Regions from separate parts of the Homo sapiens genome. Here region 2 is linked to region 1. A link is a contact called in ENCODE Hi-C data. All regions are on one chromosome and are shown on one strand. Each heading gives the region's core, a stretch centred on a gene start or an enhancer-like site at or near the end of the contact. The rest is flanking DNA. Distances are from core to core; before and after follow the strand shown. Region 1 holds the start of GRIA1 (glutamate ionotropic receptor AMPA type subunit 1). Region 2 overlaps GALNT10 (polypeptide N-acetylgalactosaminyltransferase 10).

Region 1 (7,863 bases), core at 2,883-5,382:
TCTGTCATGAAAAGCCAATCATGTGAGCACAGGCTTCCTTTTCATTCCTAGTTGCCAGGAAAACTCAGAATGGTGTTTGTTGCCCACATTTTACAATGCATTCAATTCAGATGTCAGAGATTTATCTATCCCTTCTTCTTGAGGCCACCTTTGTTCTGTTTGATGCTCAATGACCATCCTACAAACTGTGCCTTAAACAACCAATTTCCTCAAGCTATTTTTAAAATGACCAAGGCACCAAGTTTTAATTATTGGTCACTTCCGAAAATGAAGAACCAGATGTGTACAACTTCTCAGCTATTATTTCTTATCAAGCTACATTCTGTCCATTTAACATGTAGATAGGAAATGCCTTAAGCACTTTAAACCACATTTTCACAAACTCAGGACCCTTAATTCTATGCCTCTCAGAAGATTCGTATGTGTAAAACTCTCTCAGCTGTGCCAGAAAACCTCTGCAAGGTAGGGAAGATGCAGTCAACCCAAGCACCCATCGTGCTGGCATTAAAGTTAGCTGACAGTGAAAAAGCAAATCCATTACATGAAGCATTGCAGGGGCTAAAATGCCAACTGCTGGAATCACTCAGAAGCCTCTAGAAATTTTTCTTGGAGGGCTTTCTCTTACAAAGACGAATGGCAACTGAAGTCATTTTTGCAACACCACCACCTACCCACAGGCCCTCCTTTCATTGGTCTAGCGCAGAAAGACATCTCAGAAATAGAAGCAATTACTTACATCTATAGGTCATCTCAAAGCTGTCGCTGATGTTCACAATATCAATCTGGGGGAGCAGCTTCGGGGGCTCTGTGAGTTGCGACAAAGCAAATCTAAAAGCAGCATGTTCCTGTGACTGCTGGTTTGGAAATAATCCCCCTATGAGAAAAGAAAATGCAACATGGTATATGGGCTAGAGACAGGTTTTAGTTCCTCACGACTCACTCCAGATGAGTCCTTTTCTTCTCCCCATGCCAAACTCACTAGCTGTAGCCTTGAGTGGTAGAGATGAGAGTTCAAATAGGCTTAACTGGACACTGAAACTTAAACTCCTACAGATGAGCTTTTTTGTGACATGGGCCTCTAATATCTATTACTTTGCTCAAACATTTGATTGTGTACCCCTCAACTCAGCTAAAGTCAGAGAAAACAGGAGACTTGTGCCATTTCTCTTCTTCCTCCCTTGTGCAAACCACCTAGGAGCTGCTATTCTCTTATATAAACATACACATAAGCCCCCTCACCCTCTAGTCATGTCTAATTTTTCTTACATCAGCCTCATCTCTCACCAGAGAGCCTTACGGGAAGTAGGTACTAATCAGTGCTGCAGGGTGATTGAAATCTAGCTCTGGGACCCTGTGGGCTTCTCCACTACTATAACTGTTTACATGGACAGTTTTTAGTCTTTGGCCTAGCAAGACCTGCATGCAATTTAACTATTCTATTGCCCCTAAGGTTTATTATTCATTTTCTCTAAAAACTCTTGCTTTTCTGCAAACAATGTTTTGCTTACTCTTTCACCACACATGATCCCAGTTACCTAGGAATGACTTGTTACATAAGGGATTGCCATTGTGTGTTTGCATGGTGGAACCTTGTGCTTCAAAGATGTGGGATCTTAGGCATCTCAAGAGGATACAAACATTCTATTCTAGTAAAAGGTATAGTAAAGGTGCCTGATGGGATGCCTGTTCCGAGAAACAAGAGTCCATGGCTTACCTTTGTATTTACTGTCAACATGTAAATCAATTACATTTCTGTGAATTAAAATCAGCCATTTCTAGAGACTGAACTATAATGATGTTTACATAGAAGTTTATCTCAAATCTGACAGTAATCACAGTCCAAACATAATGCACTTCTAACTTCTTGTAGAGTGGGTGTCTGTTTTTAAGAACCAATAAATGGATTGCAAGCCTTTTGTTACAGATCACACAAATAGAATCAAGTACTACCTGATGGCAGTGATATTTTCAGCATTTTGTTCTACAATTTAATGCTTCAATCTCTTTTTTTTTTGAAAACAGTAGCAATGGCTTTATCAGTTGAACAACCAAGTTAGGGCTAAATATAATTTTAAAAATATGCAGAGATACATGAGAAAACATAGCACATACATGAAACATCCTCATGCATTTATACCATTTACTATATACACAAATATACTAGACAAACACTTCCAAGCCACAAAGGATAGGTAGTATATAAGCACAAATGTAAACAATGCCACATGTAAGAGCCAGTGATTTCCACATGTACAAGTGCTCCCATTTTAAAGAATGAAAACAAAAAAAATTCTTGATTATGATGCTCCCCCTTCCCCCCAGATGACCACACCCCAAACACTTCCCTGTCCCCTTTCTCCTCCTCTGCAATGAATGAAAGAGAAAGGATGGGAGGTTGAGGAGTAGAAGGCTACGGGCTGGGCTACAAGGGAAGTGTCTCCCCTGAAGGCAGGAAGTTTTGCGTGTTAGGCACTAACACACAGATACGTACACACTTCAGGATGTAGCTTAACAGGTGTCAGGAAACAAAGCAAGTTACTCCATGGCCACTCCAAGCCGCCAGCTAGCTGGAGAGGCTGAAAGAGATGGGTACTGCAGCACATGTATGCCCGACAAAATATCAATTGCACCACATCCCCCCTCAAACACACACTCACAAAAGAGCACAAACTCCCAGCAATGCGAACTTTCCCTAGTGGAGCTATCTCCCTACCAGGGGAGAGAGACTAGAAACCAAACCAACGAAGATGCTTCCAAACACAGCAGCTTGCTTCATTCCGGGACACAAACGACACTGACATGCTGGTCACACGGAAGCCCCAAGCCCTTGTGGACATGCTTTGTGATTGGTGTTATTGCTTCTGTTTGTTTTGCTTTCCCTCATGATTATCAGGAGTAGCAATATCTGTCAGTCCCCTCAGAAATACAGGGAGGGTGGCGGGGCCTTTGAGAAGTGTAACAACTAAGAAGGGGAAATGGGGAACAAAAAAAGCATGCAGCATGTTGAAACCTGCCTCCAAGTTGAGAGGATGGAGCCCAGTAACAAGGATAATGGAGAGCCAACAGGAGGAGAAAGGAGCATGTGTACGTGTGTGTGTTTGTGTGTGTAAAAGGTAGACCTCTGTGGATAGGAAATCTAAGAGGAGGGGGCAAGGAAGGAACGGAGAAAAGGCAGGCGAGGAAGTTCCAGGATCGGGGGAGTGGAGACCACCAGCGCAGCATGGCAGACAGCAAAGAGAAGGCAGCTGGAGGAGTCCAGAACAGGAGAGGGAGCCTACCCGCCTTGGAGTGGGGGCCTTCTGGCATTATTTCAGTGGCTGCAATATACCCAGCACCCCTCACTCCTTCTTCTCGAGGGTCTCTTTTCTGTCCCCCAGCAGAGAAAGCACTGCCTCCTTCAATTACATATATATGTGCATATGTAATATATAATCACACACGTGAAAACACACACACCATACATACTTACATTAAAAATGGAATCAAGCACCATCTACCAAGCAATAGAGTTAACTCCTTAAACACCCACCACCCTTTCCAGCCTGATTTTTTTTTTCCTCCAAAGCGATGGTTCCTCCATTTCACATGCTCTTGCCTGGAGTGCGAGTAGGGTATGTGTGCGTGTGTGAACACTTCCCCTCTGCCCCTCATCCGATCAGGAGAAGCCCCCTCCTCTGGCTGTAAGCCCAAGTCTCCCTTCTGTTACCGCAGCACAGCTTTAGGGAGCCAAGCAAAACAGTCAGTACCGGGGAGGGGGTACACAACCCCTATCCCCAAAAAAATCCCTGGCCAGACCCAGAAAGTCCCTCCCCAGGCTGCCCCCTCACTCACCGATCTGGATATTGTTGGGGAAATTGGCACCTACTACCGCGCCTAGGAAACCGGTGCAGAAGAAGGCAAAAATGTGCTGCATATTCCTTTTTGCATTGGCGAAAAAGAAGCCCAGGTCCAATCATAGATTTGGTGTTTCCCCCCCTTTCCCTTTATTCTTCTCGCTGTTCTGCCTGTTCTTTTCCTCCTGCAGTTCCTTCCTTGCTTGCTTGCTTCCTTCCTTTCGTGAGGTTTGTCTGTTTCCCTTGGAATCCGAACACTTAAACTGCAGCGTTAACACCAACTGACAGCCAGATTAACTGAGCACGGGAAAAGAAGCCCGTCCTCATGCTAGCTGGAGCGCTGGCTCCCCCACTCCCTCTCCTCTCCCCTCGCAGCCTGCCTCTCTCTCCCTCCCTTGCTCTCTCTCGCTCTCCCCCTCACACTCACACAGGCAGCAAGCTCTATGCTAATACCCACCGAGCTAGCTTGGAGTTCCACAGCCGACCTCCCTACCTGTTCCCCCTTCCTCCCATCCTCACCTTATCCTCCTTTCTGTGTGTGCAGAAAGGTGGAGGTGGGGGTGTGTGACACGTGGCACTTGGTCCTGAAAGGGGCAACCCCACAGTCCTCTTTACCCTCCCCTGCCTTTCTGAGCTCGGTCTGCCCGCTCCCCCAGCCCCCAGGCTGAAGCTGCTGGGAATGTGGGTTCAGCTGTAAGTCAGTAGGTGGCAGGGGGTCCCCACAATAGTCCTCAATCCACCAGCTGCTTGATCTAGGTCACTTTTTCTAGGAGTGCATGGGCTGCGCTGGATATATCTCCTGCACTCCACTGGCCCAATTATTCCTACAACTAATTCCTGAGGGAAAGACCCTAGAAATCCCTCCTAGGAAATTTAAAGGAAAAAAAAAAAAAAGCTTTCTCTCTCCTAATGGAAGGAATGACAGATAGACAAACAAGGGAGGATCTGGAGTGACTGGCAGGTATTTTGACCAGGTATTTGACAGTCCCTGTCTACCTTTACAAGTGAAACGGTGGTCTCTTTTCAATCCTAGGCATTTAAAATGGGCCCCCTTCTCTCTTTCCCTGCATTCCACAGGAGTCTATAGCATCAGAATCGTGTGGGTGTACAATAAAGACTAAGGATACTTACACAGAGCAATTACATGAGTCATTTTGCAGGGATTCTAGTGAGAGGATTCAAGCTTCTTTCAGGTCTTTCTGGATGCTGGTCATGTCTGGTGTAAGCTGGAACTTCATAGACTCTCCTAGACCAGGGCTTCTGCTGAAATAACCTGTAGAGAGATCAGCTGTGTTCAGGATAGTAGTGTTAAATGCAAAGCAGCAGCCACTAGCCGCCACAGAATACAGTTTTTGAAGGAACTTTACAGATTTTTATCCATCTATCTTCACTCCAAACCTGTAAAGTGGCCATGAGCCCTGTTTTACAGATGAAAAAGATAAGACTTCTGGGATTAAGTCATAAAGACACAGACCTACTAAGATGTACAGTACAACCTACAAACTTGAGTGCTTTGGCCGTTACCAGTTGACTTACTGCCCTGGCCAGGACTCCTGTCCAACAGGAGATGATCCAGGAAAAGGAAAGTCAACTTTGTCTTTAGTAAGAAAGAAATAATAGACTTTGGACTCCATTTTGCTTTGCCATATGAATAGGCCATTTTATCCACAGACTCTTCACTTCCCTCACCAGGACTGTATATCATGTGGACTTGAGTGACAGCTACAAGGACTGGGATTTGTAAAAAATATCTGACCATGTACAATGAAGCCCCAAAATAGGAACAACTTGGAGGTCAAATGCTTTGTGATTTCCTATGCACTTTCACATATATTAATTAATTAGCTAAAATAATTTTTAAGGCTAATGTTTATTCACTATTTTGAATGTGCCAGGTACCATGCTAAGAAATGCACCTGCATCATTTATTTGTACAATACCTGTGTAGGTAGCCTCATGCCCATTTTATAGATGAAGAAACAGAGGTCTAAAAACTCACCCCAAGTTTTCACTGCTAATGAAAGAGATTGGGCATTTAAACACAGTAAATGCCACCATCAGGCCCCAGCTCTTAACTCTTAGGCTCTAATAACAGCAAGCACTGGGTAGGAACCTTCTAAAGGAAGAATAAGCATCAGCATAGGAAGATGAGAGAACAGAATCAGGAAAGATCACTTCTAAGGTCTCTGCCAACATTAAGAGTCTCTGATTTAATGATTCCATCTTTTAATTTCTCCATTTTCAGTTTTTGTATCTTACTACTTTGAATAGTACCTGGGGATCTTTTAGGTTCCCTAAGCTTTGTGCCTGGTAATAATAATAATTAGGCTGTCATTAAAGGCTTCACACCTTGCAATCACCTTTTAGAGGAAGCTCTTTAGACCCTTTACAAGCAAAACCTCAATGTCCCCCTGCATTAGGTAAGATTTGTTTTGCATACTTTGTAGGGAGGGGACTTTTAAGGGAGTCAAAAAGATGAATTTTCCATGGTCATTATAAATCATATAGTCAAGCAGATCTTCCTAAAACAGAGGTCTACGTCATTGCCCTGCTCAAGTATGGTCAATAGCTCCCCTTGGTCTATTAAATACATAGTTGTTCACTGATTAAATATAGAACTTACATATTTCAAGTGTAGGCATCTAGGTCAAACTACATTAGGTTCAATGTTTATTCCATGTTTCTTTATAATTCTCTTCATTTCAAATGTTGGTGGGGAACCTATTCTGTATCTCACAGGGTGCCAGGTGCTGGGCAATATGAAGAGGAATCAGACACAGTCTCTGCCTCAAGGCAGGTGAATGTGGCAGAAGAAGAAGACAGACGAACCCGGACAACTGTCACCCAGAAAGACCATGACAAGTGCTCTAAAAGATGTAAACACAGCAGCGGGGGAGCAAAGAAGGATGCAATCAGTGTGTCTGTCTGTGGGGATCCAGCAAGGCTTCAAAAGAACTGAGCCGTGAAGGATGAGGAGATTATAGGCAGTAACTGAGGACTGGGAAGGACATGCAAACCAAGGAAAGAGCCCCAGCAAAGGCTGGGGGCAGGAAAGAATGCCACGTGCTCTGTTAGCCTGGAGCCGGCAGTGCATAACTGGGAAGAGTGTACTGGGGAACTTGGAACTTAGAGGAAGTCAGTGTCAGGATTTGGAACCCACTGAATTCCTGGTGGACCATGATGAGCCATGGGGGCATTTTTAGTATGCTAGTTACAATAGCGGGCATGTGCATGAGAAAGAAAAGATTGACCACTGGTAGAAGGTGATTTTCTCATTTCCTCATCCTCAAAGGTTAGAACTACCTACCAAACAGCTTCATTTCCCTAAATAACTTATTTGACGTCATCCTTTATTAGCTCATCATGCTGTCTCTCTTTAGAGTCCCCAGTCCTATTTGCCATTCCCAAAGTGGCAAAGTCTTCAAAGTGGCTACATGATTAGCTTAAGACAGTGGTTCTCAACTGACAGCAATTTTCTCCCCCAGGGGATATTTGGCAAAAATGTCCAGAGATGTTTTTTGTTCTCACAATTATGGAATTGTACCCCTGGAATCTCATGGGTGAAGGCCAGGGATGCCACTAAACATCCTACAATTCACAGAGCATCCACCCCACAAAAAAGAATTATCTGGTTCCAAATATAAATAGCATTGAGGCCAAAAAACCTTCCTTAAGGGGACTAGTGATTGGCATGCCAGGGACTGGGCACCAGGACCCTGCAGCGTCCCTCCCATTATATTACACTGAAGAAAAATTAAGTTGATTATCTTTTAAGACTTTTCATATTTTAAAGTGGGATATCTGAAGATGGGTGCTCATTAAAGTCCAGCAGTTAAGTATCTAATGGAGGAACTCCAGGTGGCTGACATCCCATTGGAAAAGCCTCCAAATGCTGCTCAAATTGTGCTCTAGAGACAGCATGGCACCTACTCCTCAAATTAATTATGACCCATCCCAGCTCATATTTTTGGCATACTTTAAGTCCTCTTACCATGTAGCCAAAACAGTCTAAGATTTACTTATTTTGGCT
Region 2 (7,863 bases), core at 1,477-3,976, 890 kb before region 1:
ACCCAGGAGGTGGAGGCTGCAGTGAGCCAAGATCGCACTACTGCACTCCAGCCTGGGCAGCAGAGTGAAACTCCATCTCAAAAAAAAAAAAACAAAAGAAAAGAAAAGAAAAAAAAAGGATATAAACTGCTTTTCAAACCTAAATAACATCAAAAGAATTGTAGGTTTTTTTTTTTTTTGGGCTAATCAAGAATTTATGTTCTCCAGTTCTGAACTACTCAACCACTGTTGCAGATAATAATATTAATGTATTGATAATAATCTTTAGGATAATTTATTAAGAAGCACCTAATAAGCATGGTCTCACTTAATCCTCTCAACAACTCTGTGAGGATTAACGTTTCATTAAACCCACTTTATGGAAGTAGAAACCAAGGCTCAGTGAGGTGAGGATTCCTTGCCCAAGATCACACAGCTGGCAGGACACGGCAGAGCTAGGATCTGATCGTGGCACTCTGGCACCAATACCAAAGCCTTAATTCACTGTGCCTGACAATGGTCCTTTGCACTGAAAGTTGAGGCCCGATGAGGGGGCATCAGAGTTGTGTGTTCACAGGGGTCAGATCAGTAATGGTGCTATCTGTCCCTTGTGGGCTGGGGATATGCCTTAGCCAGGGGTCTAAGCTGTTAGAAGCTGACTCTGACAGGCCACAAGGGCATGGGACAAGCTAACCCTCCCCTCAGAAGGTCCAAGCTTTCACTTGAGAACAAGACAGACTCCCACAAATAAAGTGGAGAATGTAGCCTTGGAAGTTTGGGTGCTTAATTAGTTATTAGTTAACTAGTAACTCCTTTACCACTACTGTCAGAAAGCTTCCAGAGTCCATAGGCTGGTCAAGTAGGTTACAGTAAATATTTACTCACCGAAACTTTAACAATTTCTACCAATTATTAATTGCTGGTCATGTTCCCAGGTTGTATGCTAAGCACTTTCTAGACATGATCTCATTTAATCTTCACGATAGCTCTGTAAGCTAGGTAGTATTATTATTCCCTTATTTCAGATGAGGAAAGAAAGCTCGGGGGGGTGATCTAACTTGCCCAAAGTCAGATAGCTCCTGATGATGGAGCTGGGATCTGAATCCAGGCCTTTGTAACTTTACAACTGGAGCTTATGCTCACTGGTCTTTGTCAAACTCCTAGAGCAACAGGTACAAAGGGAAAACTTGGGGTGACTGAGAGGACTCCTCTAGGCCTACGTATCCTGTTTGGCCTTCCTAGCTTCTCTGGCCCACTGCTTATTTGCTGGACATCTCAATCTCAGACCTGCCATCTGAGTAGAAGCAAGACCTTATTCCAACATCTTAAGAAGACACAAGGCAAATGCCAGTCAGAGCTGTGGTGAGGACCAGCCTTTGGCAGCTGGAGAGTACTCCCCTTCCCTCCCACACCCCCCCACCCCACAACAAAGAGTGGCCCATGAGCCCCTGTCTTCTTCACCTGATGGGCAGAAGGGCTACAGAACCCTGAGGCCTCCAGTCTTTCCAAGCTCAGGCAGAAGCTGAGACACCTACTGGGACAGGCACTCAGGAGGCTGTGCCAAGAACGGGGCGTCTGGAGAGCTGGCTCACCTTGAAGGAGATTTCATACTGCTCCCCTCCCCAGATCTCCAAGCCTGGGTCATACCCGCCGAGTTCCCAGAACCACTTCCGATCCACGGCGAACAGTCCACCGGCCATCACGGGAGACCTGTCAGAGAAGAAGAACATGGTGTGAAGGTGCAGATGTCCTGGCCACATGCTCTCATGTGGCCCGATAATGCCATTCCCCCAGCGGCGGTGTTCCATGCTGCTCCCTGAACACAGTCCAAGTGTCTTCCAGGGAATCCAAGGCCCTTCCAGGCATCCCCCTTTCTTTCCTACAACTTCCTTTCATAAGAGCTACATTTTAACCAAATGGGACCCGAAGTTCCTTTACACAATTAACACCTAAGAGTACTTGTGAAATGAAATCACAGTACTTTGTCCACATGGGCCCTGTAGCTGCATCATAAATATGTACATGTTAGTCCTCTCACTAGTTAAATGGTCCAAGTTGGGGGTCTCTCCAAGCCTGTCTGTGTTGTAGAATCTCTTAGAGAGATGAAAAAATATACAGCTCGCTGGGCCCCACCTCAGACCTGCTGAAACAATCCTTGCGGGAGGCAGCCTAGGGCTCTGTGTTTTTGAACATGCTCCTTTGACAACTATTACTCAGTAGGCCAGCATGGACGTTTGTTCTGCTGTGGTGTTTACAGAAGAAGCCACTGTCTCTGTCTTTTCAGTTAAACTGGGAGATAAGATTAACTCCATTCATTCATTCTCTAATGAGTTTGTTCATCCCATGCCAGTTGTGAGGGAGGTGCTGGAAGAATCTCGAGGTCAATGAGAGTCCTTCAGGAGATGTTGGTGTAGTGGGGCAGCCCCCTCAAGACAGAGGGTGCATAAGGGACTCCGGGAGGTAGAGACAGCATTACAGGAATCTGAAAGGAGTGTGTCTGTTTCCAGCTTTTGGGGTAAGGAGGATGGCTGGGGCAAGGGTCAAGGAATGAGGCTCAGGGGAGGTGGCATTTAAGTGGGTTTGGACAAGAGGAAATTTGGGAGAGGGAAAGGCACTGAGGGGAGGATAAAACGTCAGCAAGGACACAGAGACGACAAATCATGCAGTACCCACGGGAACAGGAAGTCCGCCTGGCACCGTGCTAAGTGAGGAAACGTCATGCTGCTGACTGTCAGCGTCCCCCAGGGTATCTCGCACAAGACTGGCACCTGGTAGGGGCCAACCAGCGTTTGCTGTGTGAAAAGCTATCAGAGTGGCTGCATCCTTGTCTGGATGCACTGGAAAACTCCAAACCCTCAAATCCAAACATTCCAGCAGCAACCTCCATTCCCCCTCCTGGTCCCTGGAAGTGCAAGCTCATGGGAAGTAGGCTGATCGAATAAGCTCTTAGTCAACCCAAAAGCTGCCCAAGCAGCTCCTCCTTCCAGTAGCAGATGAGCCTTTACAGCACAGGCAGGACTCCTTTAAAAGGGGAGCCCCTGAATATTTACTGAGGGCTTGAATATGCCGGGTGCTGTACGGAGCTAATTTATTAATAAAATGAATTTACTCTTCACCTCGACCTCATGTGGCAGGCCTCATTATCATCACCATTTTACACATGTAAAACTGGAGTGCAGACAGGGAACTTGCTCAAGGCCCCATGGCTAAAAAGCAGCACTGCTGGGATGTGAATCTCTAATCTAAGCCACAGTTCACACCCCTCGCCACCACAATATACTGCCTCCAGGCAGGCAGGAACACTCGAGAAGCAGGTGATGCATGCAAAGAACAGGGCGTGAGAAATTCGGAACCCTCACTCTCATTTCTGCTTTCCTTAACCTGCTGTGTGACCTGAGATGCAGCGTTTAACCATTAACCCTGTGCTACCCAGGAAGGAAGCCACTGGCCACAGGTGATGACTCTGCACTTAAAATGTGACTGGTATGAACTGACATGTGCTGTGAGTGTGAGATACACACCAGATTTCCAAGACTTAGGATGAAAAGAGTATGAAAGAACTCATTAATAATTTTAAAGTGTTGGTTACATGTTAAAACGATAATATTTGAGGTATACTGGTTTAAATAAGATACATTATTAAGATGAATTTTACCTGTTTCTCTTTACCTTAGAAAATAATATCACATATGCAGCTTGTATTATATTGGACAGTGCTGATTTAACCTCTTTGAGCCCTATTCCCCATCTAAACAATGGAGTGATAGCTATACTTCCTATCCCACGTTGCTAGTGATACGGTTGGCTACGTCCCCACCCAAATCTTATCTTGAACTGTAGTTACCGTAATCCCCAGGTGTCATAGGAGAGACCTGGTGGGAGGTAATGGAATCATGGGGGCAGTTACCCCCATGCTGCTGTTCTCATGATAGTGAGTGAGTTCTCATGAGATCTGATGGTTTTATAAGGGGCTTTTTCCTCTTTGCTCAGCACTTCTCTCTCCTGCCGCCTTGTGAAGAAGGATGTGTTTGCTTCCCCCTCTGCCATGACTGTAAGTTTCTTGAGGCCTCCCCAGCCATGTGGAACTGTGAGTCAGTTGAACTTCTTTTCTTTATAAATTACCCAGTCTCAGGCAGTTCTTTATAGCAGTGTGAGAATGGATTAATACAGCTAGAATATTTCTAAAAGTACCCAGTACTATAAGAAAATAAGGTGTTATTAGTATTGGCTCCCCTTTGTCTTCTGGAGATTGAGGGGGTCCTGGTTTTTTTTGGCTGGAGCCACAAATCTACCGCTTGGAAAGGCTGACAGTGTTTCTGACTTGGTGCTTCATGGGAGACTGAACTCAAGGCTTTGCACATGAAAATCAGCCTCGGTCAAAGCAGGGGCCGGGGCTGAGGGGCTGCATGGAATAGGCAGGATATCAGCTCTAAGGCATTTGGGATGCTCGAGGCTTTGCCTCCAGAGAGAGGCCTCTCTGCCCAGCCTGTTCTGGTTTCTGCTGTGTTTGGCAATACTAGTAACAATTCTGAGTGTCCAGTGTGTGCTACTTACTTTACTGACACCATCTCCAGCTCTCACAAAGCTCTAATATTAGTCTCCTTTACAGACGGAGATATTTGAAAATCAGAAATGTTAAATAATCTGCTCATAGTGAGTGGATAAGCTATTACTGAAAGTGGGGTCTGCCACTGAAACCATGTCTTTTAAACATCCTTGCACCATGCTGTGCCTGTAGATTGCCCACTTGCTGGGCACTCTACCATCAAGTGGGAAGGTGGGAAGCTGTACAGAAAATGACCAGAATTTCTCTAGTGGCCACTTCCTAGGGTTCTGTCCAAGTAAAAAGCAGAAGAGAGACTTCTGGAAGGAATCATGGGAGAGGATGGAGGGCCCTTCAGAAAGCATCTACACCAGTGACTGCCAACCATGGCCACACATAAGCATCACCTGGGAGCTTTAAAAAATGATGATACCTGCATCCCACCCCCAGACTCCAGTGTAACTGCTCTTGAGGGAAGCCTTTGTGTTTTTACAAGCTCCCCAGGTGATGTCAATGTGTGGCTAGGGTCAAGAGCCAGTGCTCTCTGGTGAGGCCAATCACTTCAATATCCAGATGAGGAGACTGAAGCCCCAGAAGACACTAGCTGGGCCTTTGCTACTAGCCAGCTGTATGACCTGGTCTTAGCCTTTCCTTACTGTGCAATGAGGATAACGATGGGCCAAGACCTGTCCTTAAGTACCTTTCAATGAGTCTGCTCATTGCAAAGGTTCAAACAATAAAGGAGGTTCTAATTACCCCCTTGGTTACCCTGAAAATTCCATTTTCTGGAGCAGCCTATTCTAACCTCAGCTTCTGCAGTCATGTCAACTAGGACAAGTCTTGTTTCCTCTCTGAACCTCAAGGCCTCCATCAGTCAAATGAGGGTAATTCTACCTAGACCTGAGGATCCTACATTATTATAAGGATCATGCACAATAATGGTCAGTAGAAATTGCTTTGCCAACACAGGCCAAATGTTAGTTACTCCTGGTGTTGGTATTATTCTACAAGGATTTAGGTCAACTGAGGATTGATTCTGAGGTACACAGAAGGTGGGGCAGACTGCATAATGTGATCATGGCTAAATCATATCTTTGGACCAGGAAGGGATCTAATAGTAGTGATCAACTGTGTTCAAGAGGCCAAGAGAAGACCACAAATGTTTGACCTGCTGCTGGAGACATGGAATCCATTCTTGCTCTCCACTCTTGGCTCAGGCTGGTCCATTGTCCTGGCCACCTTTCATTTCCTCAAAGAACCCAACTCTTTCTACCTCTGAGCCTGCCCTGGGGCTCATAGTGTTAGGGGTTCCTCTCAGGAGCCCTGGGTATGCACCATGCCCATGAAGATGGCTGAGCTTCCAACAGTCCTGCTTCTCAGATGGGGAGAGTAAGGCATAGAGAAATGTGGTTCACTGAAGGCCAAACTGTGGTGAGAGGTACGACTCCCCAGTTATGGCAGTGTCTGAATCTCCGGAACCTGTGAATATGTTACCTTATGTGGCAAAAGAGACTTCGCAGATGTGATTAAGGTTAAGGATCTTGTGGTGGGGAGGTTATCTTGGCGAGCCTGATGGAATCACATATCATTAATGTAATCACAGGGCTTATAAGTGAAAGAAGGAGGCAGGAAAGTCAGAGTCAGAAGGAGATGTGATGAAGGAAGCAGAGGTATGAAGGAAAGCAAGGAGAAGGAAACAGAGATCTGAAGATTCTATCCTTCTGGCTTTAAAGTTGGAGGCAGGGGCCATGAGCCAAGGAATGTAAGCATCCTCTAGAAGCCAGGAAAGGTAGGGAAATGGATTCTTCCCAAGGCATCCAGAGGGAATGCAGCCCTGCCGACACTATGATTTTAGCCCAGTAAGACTCATTTCAGGCTTCTGACCTCCAGAGTTTTAAGCATAAATTTGTGTTGTTTTAACCTTCTAAGTTTATAGTAATTTATCACAGCAGCTATAGGAAACTAATACAGCGGGAGAGCTTGGGCTTCGGCTTTGTATCCAGAGATCTTTTCCACACGTGTCGCAGGAGAACTGGAACAGCTCACAGGACAGCTGCAGGGACAGTGAGCCTACTGTTGGGGAGAAGCCCCTTCCAGAGCTTGGAGCACCAGAGAGGGGCTGGGCTCTATTTCTGTCTTAGCCACTCACAGAGCTCCTCCTTCTGGAGCCTTAGTCCCTCATCTGCAAGGGGCTGAGTTCTTCACTGGTAGGTTCCTTCCAGCCTTCACATTCTAGGATGCTGTGAGTCCAGCCCATCACCCTCCCCTAGCCTGCAAACTTCTGCTGTGGGACAAACTGCTATTTTCCTTACACTTCCAAGTGGGTATAGCAGTACGATGGGAAAATTGGCTCCAGAGGCAGACAGACAGACCTGCATTTGTACCTAGTAACCTGGGCAAATTACTTAGCCTCTTGGAGCATTGGTGTCCCCATTTGGAAAACATGGATAATAATTTTTACCATATATAGTTGTAGGGGGTTAAATTGGATCAGAGGGTAATGTGCTTAGTACTGGGCTGGGCACTTGGTGACGATGATGGTTATAATTGCATGGCAGGCTTGAGGAAGAGAGCATGAGAGACCCACTCACCCCTGCTGACAATCCTGGCAAACTGTGCAGAAGTGGGCAAGGTGGAGACCAGCCTGGTGGGCCATGAGCTGAGGTTGTTACAAGCTGGGAGGGATGGTGCTACTGGCTGGGGATATCTGACACTTGGTACTAAGTGGGGCTGGGAAGCTGGACCCTCTGCATTGGGCTTTTAAGGGAGATGGCGATCCTGAGTTGTGTGCGTGTTGGGAGTGGTCACTGGGTAGCCACTGGGACCAGCCAGGGTTGTTCATACTTACTCAAATGGGTCGCTGGGGTCAGCTTTCTGCAGTTCTGGAGGGATCGGGATCCGCTTGTAGTACATCTCCCAGTCAAAGGCTCCCCGCATGGCATCCCCTGCCTGTGTCTCGTACCGAAAGTCGTCATGGTCAATTACATCAATCATCGGGCACACAATGGTCTTGCGGTTCCGAGCAATGCGGTCTGAAGAAGCCAAGAGATGCCTATCAGATGAAGCAGGATGGGGAAGCAGCTAAGTGCACCATCCTGTTCTGCAGCTTACTTGTATTTTTAACATCTCTGAACCCTCAGTTTGACAATCCATGGAGGGGAAGGGAGACTGCAAGCTTTAAGCAAGAGGGACCGAGGCTCTCATCTCAGTCCTTTTACTCTCCATGGGGCCCTGAGGCAGCTGCACAAATAATATCTCCAAACCCCAGTGTTCTCCTCTATGCAATGGGTTAAGAAGAGGCTCTGCCTCATAGGTTATGAGGACTGAACACAGTATGTTTG

The links. Hi-C counts contacts between places; a loop is a spot of excess contacts on that map. Pooled maps may share reads with other maps.
Region 2: a loop to region 1 is called in a map with no recorded cell type, with 4 times the contacts of the local background. The contact joins the enhancer-like site here to the promoter of GRIA1 in region 1. A Hi-C loop is called at or near these places in 3 of 37 single-sample maps with no recorded cell type and 4 of 50 pooled maps.

What each region holds. Positions count from the first base shown.
Region 1 is chr5:153,486,939-153,494,801 of GRCh38, reverse strand. It overlaps GRIA1 (glutamate ionotropic receptor AMPA type subunit 1), which reads right to left and starts at 4,132. Exons shown (of 16, transcript NM_000827.4): 1 at 3,832-4,132; 2 at 737-874. The coding sequence starts at 3,913.
Region 2 is chr5:154,380,139-154,388,001 of GRCh38, reverse strand. GALNT10 (polypeptide N-acetylgalactosaminyltransferase 10) reads right to left here. Exons shown (of 12, transcript NM_198321.4): 6 at 7,371-7,554; 7 at 1,572-1,689. Among named protein-coding and RNA genes, the nearest start is that of MIR1294, 37 kb to the right of the region's middle. RefSeq lists an enhancer at 2,998-3,147. Within about 2 kb of position 2,726, at least 6 of the 41 ENCODE cell types and tissues checked have a DNase peak (open chromatin) inside an H3K27ac peak, as active enhancers do.